Regions from separate parts of the Homo sapiens genome. Here regions 1 and 3 are each linked to region 2. Evidence: chromatin contacts called from ENCODE Hi-C or POLR2A ChIA-PET data. All regions are on one chromosome and are shown on one strand. Each heading gives the region's core, a stretch centred on a gene start or an enhancer-like site at or near the end of the contact. The rest is flanking DNA. Distances are from core to core; before and after follow the strand shown.

Evidence for each region. Hi-C counts contacts between places; a loop is a spot of excess contacts on that map. ChIA-PET counts read pairs that join two places held with the same protein, here RNA polymerase II (POLR2A). Pooled maps may share reads with other maps.
Region 1: a pooled map shows a loop between it and region 2 (7-fold over the local background). The contact joins the promoter of IMP3 here to the promoter of PKM in region 2. A Hi-C loop is called at or near these places in 6 of 50 pooled maps. POLR2A ChIA-PET finds 5 or more read pairs at or near these places in 2 of 52 experiments (BJ and CD8-positive, alpha-beta memory T cell).
Region 3: a loop to region 2 is called in a pooled map, with 9 times the contacts of the local background. The contact joins the enhancer-like site here to the promoter of PKM in region 2. A Hi-C loop is called at or near these places in 1 of 37 single-sample maps with no recorded cell type and 3 of 50 pooled maps. POLR2A ChIA-PET finds 5 or more read pairs at or near these places in 1 of 52 experiments (activated CD4-positive, alpha-beta T cell).

Annotation. Positions count from the first base shown.
Region 1 is chr15:75,638,049-75,642,176 of GRCh38, forward strand. It overlaps IMP3 (IMP U3 small nucleolar ribonucleoprotein 3), which reads right to left and starts at 2,176. Exons shown (of 1, transcript NM_018285.4): 1 at 1,045-2,176. The coding sequence starts at 2,120. The coding sequence ends at 1,566. RefSeq lists an enhancer at 1,821-1,880 and a silencer at 2,171-2,330.
Region 2 is chr15:72,229,007-72,232,993 of GRCh38, forward strand. It overlaps PKM (pyruvate kinase M1/2), which reads right to left and starts at 2,184. Exons shown (of 11, transcript NM_002654.6): 1 at 2,110-2,184. RefSeq lists silencers at 1,056-1,565, 2,126-2,625.
Region 3 is chr15:68,794,197-68,798,659 of GRCh38, forward strand. The region is part of intron 1 of ANP32A (acidic nuclear phosphoprotein 32 family member A); the gene reads right to left. Among named protein-coding and RNA genes, the nearest start is that of MIR4312, 5.5 kb to the right of the region's middle. RefSeq lists enhancers at 389-598, 949-1,198, 1,024-1,596, 3,506-3,585. Within about 2 kb of position 1,320, at least 30 of the 41 ENCODE cell types and tissues checked have a DNase peak (open chromatin) inside an H3K27ac peak, as active enhancers do.

The DNA.
Region 1 (4,128 bases), core at 926-3,425, 3.4 Mb after region 2:
TGATCTCGGCATCCTATTTATTCTCCTTTTAGAAGGCTTGGCCAGGCACGGTGGCTCACACCTGTAATCCCAGCACTTTGGGAGGCTGAGGCAGGATTGCTTGAACTTAGGAGTTTGAGATCAGCCTAGGTAACATGCCAAAACCCTGTGTCTACAAAAATTAAAAACTAGCCAGGGGTGGTGGTACATGCCTATAATCCCAGCTACTGGGGAGGCTGAGGTGGGAGGACTGCTTGAGCCCAGGAGATCGAGGCTGCAGTGAGCTGTGACAGCTCCACTGCACTCCAGCTTGGGCCTTGTGTGAAAAAAAAAACAAAAAGAAAAAAGAATAAAGAAATCTTGAGTAAAACTTGGTAGTCTCCCTTCTTATTCTCTATCACTGCTATCATCTAAATTTCCAGGAACCTCCTGGGCCACTTCTAACCGCTAGATGGCCAAGCTACAGAGTGATTATTTCCTTAGGCAAGCAAACATCCCAGCCCTCTAATACGGTATTTCCTGGGGCTGGAATATCAACAGGAAGTTATGTGAGGAAGAGCTCTGCCAAAACACTCATTCCAAGGAAGGGACTGGTAAAGTGACAAATTTGCCCAATCCTGTACAACATCCTGCATCCTCCACATGTGGCCCTGTTGCACATCTAATCCACAGGCAGGTCACTCGCTGCTGACTCTATTCTTCTCTGGGCTCCTGGGACGTATAAATATGACTCTATGTAAGAAAACCAGAGGCTGGGCGCAGTTTGCTCATGCCTGTAATCCCAGCACTTTGGGAGGCCGAGGCGGGCGGATCACGAGTTCAGGAGTTCCAGACCAGCCTGGCCAACATGGTGAAACCCTGACTCTACTAAAACCACAAAAATTAGCCGGGCGCGGTGGCGGGCGCCTATACTCCTAGCTACTCGGGAGGCTGAGGCAGGAAAATTGCTTGAACCCGGGAGGCGGAGGTTGCAGTGAGCCGAGATCGCGCCACTGCACTCCAGCCTGGGTGACAGAGCAAGACTCCGTCTCTAGAGAAAAAAAGAAAACCAGACAGATTAAAAAGTTGCACTTACAAAGCAGTTGGGGCATTTATTGACATTTAAACAAGGGAGGAGATCCTGAACACTAGTCTCGCTCAGTTTATAAAAACTTGAGGCCAAACTCTCCATCATCTGTACACAGCTTAACCACGGCCAGGAGCAAGAATTCGAGTTAAACGAATTGAACCAGTCCAACCACAAGACGATAAAGGGAAACAGGGCGTGGGGATTTCCAGTTTTTCCTTTTACATTACAAAGTTTCCAACACAAGAAGCCAACAATACCCCAGTGCTGCACCAAGTTACTTCCCACTGTTTCCCAAGGCACAGTCAATTAATAATCAGTAGTCCAAGTTCTAAGAACATTCCCTGGAAAACAAGGACGCACCTCCCGTGGCTCTATGCATGGCCTGCCACTGATGAATCAAATTCTTAAGAACCTACGACCGTCTGATACCCTTGAGGAGAGCACCCTCATAGAATCTCCAGCATCAGGCCTCAGTTTTCCCATCTGTAAAAGACAGCCATGCAAAGTGGGAGATCCGCTAGGCTTCCAGATCGAAGTCATCGCGCTCCTCATTGTACTCTAGCACGTGCCGCTTGATCTTGGACGAGTCCACCCAAGTGACAAAGTCCTCCATGCTGCGCGTGACAAGGAAGGCGGGGTCGGTAACCACGTCAGGGCCCACGCGTACGTGCCCTTGCTCCACAAAGGCCACGGCAGCCTGAAGGTGCTGCGCCATGCGCAGCTTGAGGAGCACGGTGGGGAGGCGGCGGCGGCAGAAGGACGAGGCCGTGACGAAGTCGCAGAGCTCCAGCGAACCGCGCGTGGGCACCAAGCCGAGAGCATACAGCTTGTCCAGCAGCGCGGCCGAAGCGCGCACGCGGAACTGGTCGCGTTCGGGCAGGTCGCGCAGGCGCCGCGCCAGCTCACGCACGGCACGGCTCAGCTGGTTGTAGCGCGTGTAGTCCTCCCGCCGCTGCAGCCGGTAACGCCGCAGCACGCGCAGCTCGTGCAGGTTGTGGTCGGTGACCTCCCAGTTCAGGAAGTCCACCTGCTTCAGCAGCTTCTGCTCGTGGAACTTAAGCTTCCGCACCATGATGGCGGCAGCCGCAGCCGCAGGACCCGAAGCTGAGAGCGCGTTCTGGCATCCGCGCGATTTCCGCCGCGGCGCCCCAAGACCTGGACGGCCTGGGACCCTGGGCCAATGAAAGAAAGACTTAAAGTCACGCCCTCACTTCCCATTGGCCAGGGTGGGACCACGCCTCTGCACTGGGATCTCGCGTTTCTTCTTTTCTTCGCGTTTGCGAGGGAGGGGGTAGAAGCACCGGAGGTGGGTGGTTGGGAGCGGGTCCCTAGGCGGTTCCGCGCGGTTTTTAGTAGCCAAGACTGTATCCCTTTCTGCGGCAATCATTTCCTCCTAGACTTCTGTCCTTTGGGGACTTTCAGAGTCTCCCCCGCAAGAGCTGAAGAGGCCATTTCTGGGGAAGAGGGGTGACTGCGGCTTGTTGATTGGGTTTACTGTGCTAACTTGCACTGGGCTCCTGCCATGCCTTGGGGGAGCTTGCCGGAGCCGGCTCTCCTGGGGCTGACCTGGTAGTCCCCGCCGCCCGCCAGCGTCAGGTCCTTCACCTGGCATGCAGAGCGATCTCTCATTGTCAAGTTGGGATAGGTGGCACCGAACCCATGAAATACTGATTGGCTGCTTCCTAGGCCCACAGAAAAGGGATCTATAAGGGAGTCGCCTGGAAATCTGTATTATTAACTAAAGTGTCAGATGATTCATAAAACCCAGCAAGTTTGAGAAACTTGGACTATAACTACAAGTCCAAACCCTTTAGTCTGTGCTCAAATGAATTATCCTGACATGAATTTCTGGCCACCAAGCATTGAGTTAACAAATTTAATGCTGTTTCCGCTAGTTGCATCTGTAAGTTACATCTGAGTATAGCGCTGCAGACCTAACCCCTTTTTGCCCGGGCATTTGACGCCACCTAGCTTCTCACTGATCATTTTTGTTTTGTATGCTTTTCATTGTCTTTTACAATACAATATTTGAGGGTTGGGCGCGGTGGCACATGCCTGTAATCCCAGCACTTTGGGAGGCTGAGGTGGGAGGATCATTTGAGGCCAGGAGTTCAAGACCAACCTAGGCAAAAAAAAAAAGAAAAAAGAAGCGAGATCCCACCTCTGTAAAAAATCTTAAAGAATTAGCCAAGCATGGTGGTGCGCACCTGTAGTCCTGACTACCTGGGAGGCTGAGGGGGAAGGATCATTTGAGCCCAGGACTTGTAGGCTGCATTGAGCTACAATGGTGCCACCGCACCCCAGCTTGCACAACAGAGCCAGACCCTGTCTCAAAAAGATATATATATATATATAAAATATTCGATATCTGGAAAATAATATAATATGTAAATTATAAAGTATAATAAATACTCATAAACTTAGCCAGTTTAAGAAAACATCACCAGGCTAGGCATGGTGGCTCATGCCTGTAATCCCAACACTGGGAGGCCAAGGTGGGAGGATCACTGGAAGCCAGGAGTTCAAGACCAGCCTGGGCAACATAGTAAGACTCAGTCCCTATGGACAAAAAAAAAAAAAAAAAATTAGCCAGGCATGGTGGCAGCACCTATAGTCCCAGCTACTGGTGAGGGTTTCGGGGTAAGAGGGGGGAGGATCCCTTGAAGCCGGAAGTTCAAGGATGCAGTGAGCCATGATCACACTACTGCACTCCAGCTTGGGCAACAGAACAACATCCTGTCTCTAAAACAAACAGAAAGCTAATACAGATTGTTTGCTTTTTTAATCTAATTGATTTTTTCTTTTTTTTTTTTTGGAGATCGAGTCTTGCTCTCTCGCCCAGGCTGGAGTGCAGTGGTGTGATCTTGGCTCACTGCAACCTCCGCCTCCTGGGTTCAAGCTATTCTCCTGCCTCAGCCTCCTGAGTAGCTGGGACTGCAGGCACCTGCCACCACACCTGGCTAATTTTTTGTATTTTTAGTAGAGACGAGGTTTCACCGTGTTAGCCAGGATGGTCTCCATCTCCTGACCTTGTGATCCACCCACTTTGGCCTCCCAAAGTGCTGGGATTACAGGCATGA
Region 2 (3,987 bases), core at 934-3,433:
TCCAAGCAGAGAGTTGGAAAGTTACATTATCAGTTACTTTGTCAATATTAAACCAGATCCCTTGGGGAACTGGTTTCCAGGAGACACGTGGTTATTCAGAGAGCCTGATTCCTCACGATTAGCTGTAGGCGTTTGGGGACAGTAGGAAGACAATGGATCAAGGCCCTTATGCTCAATTGTGGACTAAGTAATTGTGCTCAAAAATAATATATTCAGTCACAGGCTTTTCTTCTGGGTATTTCGCCAGAGATTAGACACTTACTGAGTGTGCCACATCCACGTAAGCATGAATCCTTTCAACCATCATGAGGAAAATGTTACTCCCAGTTTTCCCAGGGGAAACTGAGGTGTAGAGGCTGAACTCCTTCAGAGTCTCAGGAAATTAATGAGTCAAACCTGATTCTAAACGCCTTTTTGACAACTTCCCAATGTCTCTCTCCACGTGGACCTTCACTGTCGGCCTCACTTTAACCCGTACCAGCAAAGGTCCAAGCCCTGGGTCTGGAGTACGTAGATTAAGAAGCCAAGGGATGCCCTTACATGACTGAGTCTTTAAATGATCTTCAGACTGGAAGGTGCTTTCCTGCATCTTCTAATCCAGTGTGCTTGCCACCTGGTGAGACCTTACGAGGCTTCCTGTCCCCCTCCCTCCCACAGCAGGAAGCTCGTACCCCACTCCCAGCATTACAGGAGATACATTTTAAGATTGTGAGCTCGGTGGGCTATGACTCGTCTAGTCATCCTGGTCTCTAACTCTGACCCCCAAACAGCCCTTGACCCACACCGTTTGCGTTCAGTGAACGCGACAGATTTCCTGCCCCCTCCGTAACCAGATCCCCACCCCACCCCGCGGCCTCCGCGTTCCACAATCAGGACGCATTTGTTAAAAAATGTGCCGGATAATTAAAAAAAAAAAAAAGAAAGAAAAAAGAAAGGAAAAGAAAGAAACGTGCCGGAGAGGCGCGGAACGGGCGAGGGCCAGGAGGCCCCAGCAAAGCCTGCAGAGGTTTATCCCGCCCGTTACGAGGCCCAAGGCCATCGCCCGGTGAAGCGGGGTGGGCCCTGGGCGCGGCCGCTACGTGCAGCCCGGCCGCGGCGAGATGGAGCGTGGTCCCTGGCGGCCACCCGGCAAGGGCCGGTCGAGCTCTCGGGCCCCGAGCCATTCCCAGGCCCTCGCAGGCCGCCCATCTAATCCCGGCCACAGGGGACGGCACCGCGCCGCAGGGGCAACCGCCCTGCCTCCCGGCAGCGGGGCAGGCCAACGTTACGTAAGTCTCCAGCTGCCCCCGGGCCGCCGCATCCCGCCCGCCGCGCGGGGCACCCAGCCCAGCCCTCCGCCCGCCCGCCCCGGACACGGGGCCTCAGCACCGCCCGAGCCTGCTGGGAGCTGGGAGGCGGTGATGGAAAAGGGGGGTGGGACCGCGCTCGGAGACCGGAGCAAGTGGGCGGGCGCGACCAGAGCAGAGAGGGAGGGAGGGAGCGGACACGCCAGGCGAGGAAGGGGATGCGGGGGAGCGGACGTGACCAGCAAGCAGGGGGAGGGGCGGCGAGAGGGAACTGGGGCGCGGGAAGGGCGGTCGCGCATGAATGGAGAATGGACGCGGGAGGGGAACCAGAACGCAGTTTCAATGAGTTACACAGAAAGCATTAGAATCAGGGGACACGCACAGCTTGAAGAGGAGGGGGTGGAAGGACCAGACTTAAGGAGGAAGAGGGGAAAACGAGCACGGAACAGGCGGCGCGGAGAAAGGGGAAGCAAGGGTGGAATCAATCACGAGGGACCGAGAGAAGGCAGGCGAGGATGGAGGCGCATTGAGGATTGGGGCAGGAGGAAGAGGATGGGACCAGAATGAGGGGGTAGGGCTGGGGCGGGAAAGGAGCCGGCGGACCCGCCTGATCTGGAAGGAACGGCGCTGGGGACTTCTGAAGAGCAGGCCCCAGGCGTGAGGAGCCGTTCTCCTCTCTCTGAGCTCCACTGCATCCCAGACGCCCTGGATCCTGCGCCGCCCTGCCTGCGTGCCCGGGGCCGGCCGGCGCGCCGGGATTCCGCACTAGCCGGGCGACTGGCCCTTGGTGGGGACTGATGGCGTAGCCTCCTGCACCGCTCACCTCCGGCGCTGACCGACTCGGGCTACGCTGCAAAGACGAAGAGATCCGGAGCCACGGCGCGTGCAGCTGCTGTGCAAGGAGCCACTGCCTCAGCCTCAAGGTTATCCCGCTGCGGGCCGCCGCAATCCCTCCGCCGCCCCGCCCTCTGCCCAATCCCGGCTCCGGGCGACCCGGGCCCCGCCCCCTGCGTCCCCGCGGGCGCAGTCACCTTCAGGAGGAAGCGCGGCGGCGGCGGCGGAACGCGCGGGCAGGTTGCCCTTTCGGTGGGACTAAATTCTGCGGCGGAAGGACACAGATTCAGAGTCACATTTTAAGAAACCTGATGACCAATGGGGACGCGGCGGGGCAACGGGGCCCGCCCCCGGAGCGACTTTCCTCCCAGACCCCCGGGCGCCGGGCCACCTGTTGCCGCCAAGTTGGGCTGCCAGATGGGGTGTCTTTTCTTGGCTCTCGGCCCAGGCCACCCCAGCTGTCCCGGCCTACCTGGGCAGGGCCCAGATTTATGGGTTCCGGGGCAGCATTCTCCCGGCCCCGCCCTGCCACTCCCCACTCCTCCGGGTGTCTGCTCTGGCGCACCCTCGGAGACTGAGCTGAACGGAAAGTTGGGGAGAGCTGCAGACTTGTGCGTGGTTGGAGGTCCTGGCCGCCTTCGGAGGGGCTCTGGCACTGGAGCGGCAGTAGGGAGAACTAGGGACTGCGAAGTGGGCCTGGAGCGGGAGCGCGAGGCCGTTTTCCTCTTAGGACCATTCATTGTGTTAGGACCGCGGAACAAGGAAGGACCGGTTGGGGCCATGTGAATAATTTAGTAGGGTCTGGAATCCTGCAGAGCGAATGCCTCAGAGTAGAAAGTAAATAGACGGTGTTGATATTAGCGCAGAGCTGGGCATCTGGAAATATCAAGTCAGAACATTAGGGCCGATAACCTATGCAGGAGTCAGCATTTCTGTTTTCACCTTTGTCGTGTTTAAGTCAGTATTGTTGGAACTTTTCTTACATTTTTCTACAAGACATTTTCTGATTTCCCAGTTGTTAGCCAGCAACTAATGATGCGAGCAGTTATCAATTAAACAGCTGTTAACTCTTGCCTTCATTCACAGATACAATGTTGCGCATTCAAAATGTGAAGACCGTTCTCTTAGGTTCTTTTTTTATTTTCCTGGCAAAAGAGACCAAATGGGTGTGACCTGCTCAGGCATACCCGCTGCCTGCAGCTGAATCACAGGCCTTCATTCGCTTCCTGTTAGCTCAGATAAGCTGGGAGGAGACAGTGACAGCCTAAAAGTAAATTTCTGTTTGAAGTGAGATAAAAATCTTTCACTTTCTTCTGTAAGTCTTTCCTGGTCCCTTTAGTTGTTGTTGGGAAGGAAATGCTTGATTATTAAGGTGGTGAAAGAACATGAAGTTGTTGAGAAGGAAAAAAGACATGCCCCCCTAGGGAGGGTTAGATTCCTCTCTATCAGAGAAAGAGGGATGGCATAAAAGTCCCTCCCTGGCCCCTGAGCTGAGGACAAACTAAGAACAGTGGTGGACAACACTGGGATGGCAAGGATCTGGCCGATGCTGGACTATATTGTATTTTAAAGTTCTAAATTGTCTGGGTGCAGTGGCTCACGCCTGTAATCCCAACACTTTGGGAAGCCGAGGCCGGCGAATCACATGAGGCCAGGAGTTGAGACCATCCTGGCCAACGTGGCGAAACCCCGTCTTTACTAAAAATACAAAAACTAGCTGGGCATGGTGGTGCACGTCTGTAATCCCAGCTACTCGGGAAGCTGAGGCAGAATCGCTTGAATCCGAGAGGTGGAGGTTGTAGTGAGCAGAGATCACTCCACTGCACTCCAGCCTCCGTGACAGAGCCAGACCTTGTCTCAAAAACAA
Region 3 (4,463 bases), core at 70-2,569, 3.4 Mb before region 2:
CGTACAGTCAAGGCACAAGAATGGAAACGAAGGGCAGGTTAGCAGATTTGAGTCAACTAAGCTGTCTGTACGGCTTCCTTATAGTAAATACGAGGCCTCTTAACCTGTTGGGGAACCAGGAATGGTGTGCTTAAAACCGACCCCTTTGGATTTTTACATCCACACCTTGTTTTGTTTTTCACACTAACCCTGACCACCCTTGATTTTCTTTTCCTTCACGGAGCAAGAATTCAATACATATTTGTAGCTTTGGTTTCAACCTTGTCAGTCCCTGACTAATTTGGTTTTCAGGTTCCAGTCTTTGCACACAAGAGAAGACTCATATCAAATTGACCCTGTGTTTTTTGGTGCTCGTGGGTTTTAAATAGGTCAGCTTTTAAATGGGCCATCCCCTGTTGCAGATCCCATTTCAGCTAGAAGGCCAAACTGTCTGAGACACCAAGGTTTTAGACTGGGGTGATAGATGCTTGTGATTTTGTTGTTTTAACCATAAAATCGATGGTTTTGCTGAACAGCCAGTGTGGCAAAACCTGCAGAAATCAGTCAGGTTCCATGTTGGGGAAAAGTGAAAGCTCTGACAGAAAAGTTAGACATTTTGAAAGCTAGAAGGGCCTTAGGGATCTCCTAGGCCAGTGGCTTTCTACATTTTACACCGTGGCTCAGTACACACGTTTTTGTGTGTGTATAGGCATACACAACTGAAAACAAAACTTAACACTTGCAATTACTTTCTTATGTTACTTAGAACAAAATATGTGTAACGTGACCTACAGTCTGCAAAACTCTGGTGTAGGTCAGTTCTCTTTTTTCAGAGGAAGAAGCAAGGTCCAAAGTTGGGGCCAGAGTCACTGTGAGCTGGGCGATTCGTTTCCCTGCAGCACACACCACCACCAGGCATCAGAACTCACATCCCCAGTGGAAGACCATGGAATTAACAGATCACTCGTGTAGCTTTCAAGTTTCTGCTAACAGGAGGCTATTCTGCAGCCTCAACAGTAGTAGACCCAGATCTCCACACCTCTAGAAGATCTTTTAAAACCTTAACTAGGGGCAGAGTCCCCTATTACTTTAAAACAAACAAAAAATCTCCCCAAGAAAAAAGCATCCACGTCTCTGATTTTTTTTGTTGTTTGTTTCCTACAATAGAGCTCTGAAGGCAGGCGGGGAGCACATGGCCCGGGGAAGTCGGTGACGCCATCCTTATTATTTTAGGGAGCCAAGGAACACAAGCTGAGGCGCGCTGCAGCGGTAATTAAGCTGTCTGCCAGGGCCCCGGCTCATAGGCTAAGCCGCCGGCGCGGGGAGGGCCCGCATTAACATAAACCCTGTGACTTGCTCCTGCACCGCCTGGAACCGGCTTCCTCTGTCTCCTCCCGCGGGTGTGAGAGGGACTTGGGTTTCTGCTTCACCAAAGCAGAGGAGCTGGTTCCACCGCAGATGTTCCTCCAGCCAGAAACACAGACTCAGGGCAGTACTCCGCAGGCTGGGGTGGCTGCAGGACCTGAGTTTTGGGCTTGCCAAATGGGCCTGTTTAGCTGGTGAATCCTAGCTGGGCCCCTCCCTGATATTGTTCCTTTGCTTCCTCCCCCTTAAACCTCCTTCCTACCTTCCAGCTGGTATAGACTCCACATCAAGGACCTGTCAGTTCTACCTCCCGCAGGAAGCCTTCCCTGACTGCCCAGCCTCTAGCCCAGGCCTGTCTGGTTTAAGAGCGTGTATAGCTCTTAAAAGTGTTCACAGAGGAGCAGGAACTGTTTTGGGGTCTGAAGAAGGGAAGGAGGGGTTTTGGGTCTAGCTTTGCTGGGGGATGGGAGCTGCAGTGTGGAAAAGGGGAGATGAAGGTTTTAGAACTGGCAGGGTACACGACCCAGTGAAAATCTTACAGACTCAACTCTTTTTATTTTGAGACAGTTTCGTTCTTGTCACCTAAGCTGGCGTGCAGTGGCGTGATCTCGGCTCACTGCAACCTCTGCCACCCAGATTCAAGCGATTCTCTTGCCTCAGCTTCTCAAGTAGCTGGAATTACAGGCGCCCACCACCACGTCTGGCTGATTTTGTATTTTCAGGAGAGACAGGGTTTCACCATGTTGGTCAGGCTGGTCTTCAACTCCTGACCTCATGTGATCCACCTGCCTCCGCCTCCCAAAGTGCTGGGATTACAGGCGCCCACCATCACACCTGGCTAATTTTGTATGTTCAGTAGAGACGGGGTTTCACCATGTTGGCCAGGCTGGTCTTGAACTCCTGACCTCATGTGATCCACCTGTCTCCACCTCCCAAAGTGTTGGGATTACAGGCATGAGCCACCACACCCAGCCGCAGACTCGACTCTTTCTACATGGTTGTTCCCCTCCTACCTTCAGTGGATGCTGGAAGACTGAAGAGGTAGGTGCTGGAGGACTGAAGAGGTAGGCACTGGAAGCAGAGTCCCAGCAGGTGGTGTGTGAACAGTAACCAGGGAAGAGAAGGAAAAGGGGCCAAGATGCACCAAGGTGTAGTGCACAGAATGCTTGTCAGGCACTCTGATGACCTGGGCTTTGGTCCGCCTTGCCGCTAACTTGCTGTGTGACCTTCGGGAAGTCACTACCACTCTCTGGGCTTCTCCTAGTCCTCTAGTCCATACACTGGACAATAGAGCCTGAGTGCAGAAATAAGGTCCCTCTAGTTTCAAAATTCTCTCGGTACATACACTTTGAGCCTGAGTGCCCACCCCACATTCAAACTCAGTCACTGTTCCGGAAAGAACGTGGCCAATTTCATGGGTCAAGGGGCCCAGGATTCATCACTGAGGGATGCCAGGAAGGAAATCTGGGACATGGGGCAGTTACCCTGGGTAATAAGTGAAATGGGAAACTCAATCATCTAATCTCTTAAAACATATCAGCACCCCCAAAATAAGTACAACTATATCAATTTGTAAAATTAATTACAACAAGTTTTTAAAAACCACACATCAGGATATAAAAACACCCCCCAGAGGCCCCGGGTGCTGGGTTCTGAATGTGGGAGTCCAGCATTGTCCCATCTGATGTCTATCCTCTCACAGGTCATTGAGTGGCCTCCAAGATGCCTGGGGTGGGAGGAGAGGAGAGACCAGGATCACCCATCACTACTCAGATCCATGAGCTGACAATTCAGTGATTCAAAACACAAACCACAGCCGTTCTTGGTGATCTTATTACAGAACCACAGCACTGCACCCATGCAACAGAAAAGCCACAGAGAATGAAGACCAAGGCCTAGAGAGCAAAGAGGGTAAATCCTGCTCAATCTTCCTAAAACGCTGCTTTGATCACATCACATCATGTCTCATTACTCCCCTGTCCAAAAGCTTTTAATGGCCACAGGGATCAAGTGCAAATCCAGAGTACGATTCCCAGACCCCCACCCATCAGTGCTCCCTGGCAAAACCCCTGTGCTTCCTCCCATCTCAGCCCTCTGCTAGCCTCCCTGATGTGCAGCAAAAATAATGACATCACTTGGCATTGCATGTTACGGTTTACAAAGTGCTTCTCCCCTCATAGACAATGGAAATTTTACCCCTTCTGTCCCTCCCAGGCAACCTGCCCCTGTCCACCAGGGCCCTGAATGCTGCTGAAGGCCAGTCATTCTTCCTCCTATCTCTCCCCCAACACAGCCTTGCTAAGGTCTGAGGTCTCAGTGTCACCCTAGTGCCCTCCCCAGAGGGGCTGGCTTTCAGTAAATGCTTGCTGAATGGCCAAACAGGCTAGGGGAGGGGTGGGGTGTGGGTGGGGAATGGCTCTGGAGAATAATCTAGATTACAGAAGGCTAACCCTTTATTCACTTTCTGAGGCAAAGCTCCCCACTAAAACCACTCTTAGAAAAATCAACTGTCCCAGCTGACAGATACGGTTAATTCTGGCTGCTGAAATCAGATTGGGAGATTGAAGCCCAGCTTGGCTGGGACCGCTTGTGGACTGCGGGAGCTGTCTGCTTAGGAAATCCCACTGGAGTCTTCAGGGAGCAGCCCAGGGTTTCTGCCTTGGAGTCCGGGATGGACCCCGAGTGGAGGAACTGTCAGCAAAATAGAAGTTAATTCATTTCTCCAGTGTTACTATTCAGAGACCCAGGAGCTGGCAATTCAAAGTTTCTGCCTATTCCAGCCCCCAGCATAACCCATCTAAGAAAACATGCCAATCAGACTCAGAGGCCAGGACGCATCCCACAGCCGTGGTGTAAGCGTCTGCCCCATTTTCAGATAGCTTTTAAAAAATGCTTCAAAGAACTAAAGGACCCCATCAATGCCACTTTTGGGGAACTACTGTATCTAATCCAACTTCCCTAGCAATTGATGAAGCTGGGTGGAAACTAACTCTGTGACTCACCCAAGGCTACACAGTTACCCCACTGTAGAATCGAACCTTAGGCCATTCTCTCAAGACTCCAAACTTAGGGCCCACACCCTCAAAGTCACAGGACTCTCCATCCTCCTTGAAGCAAGA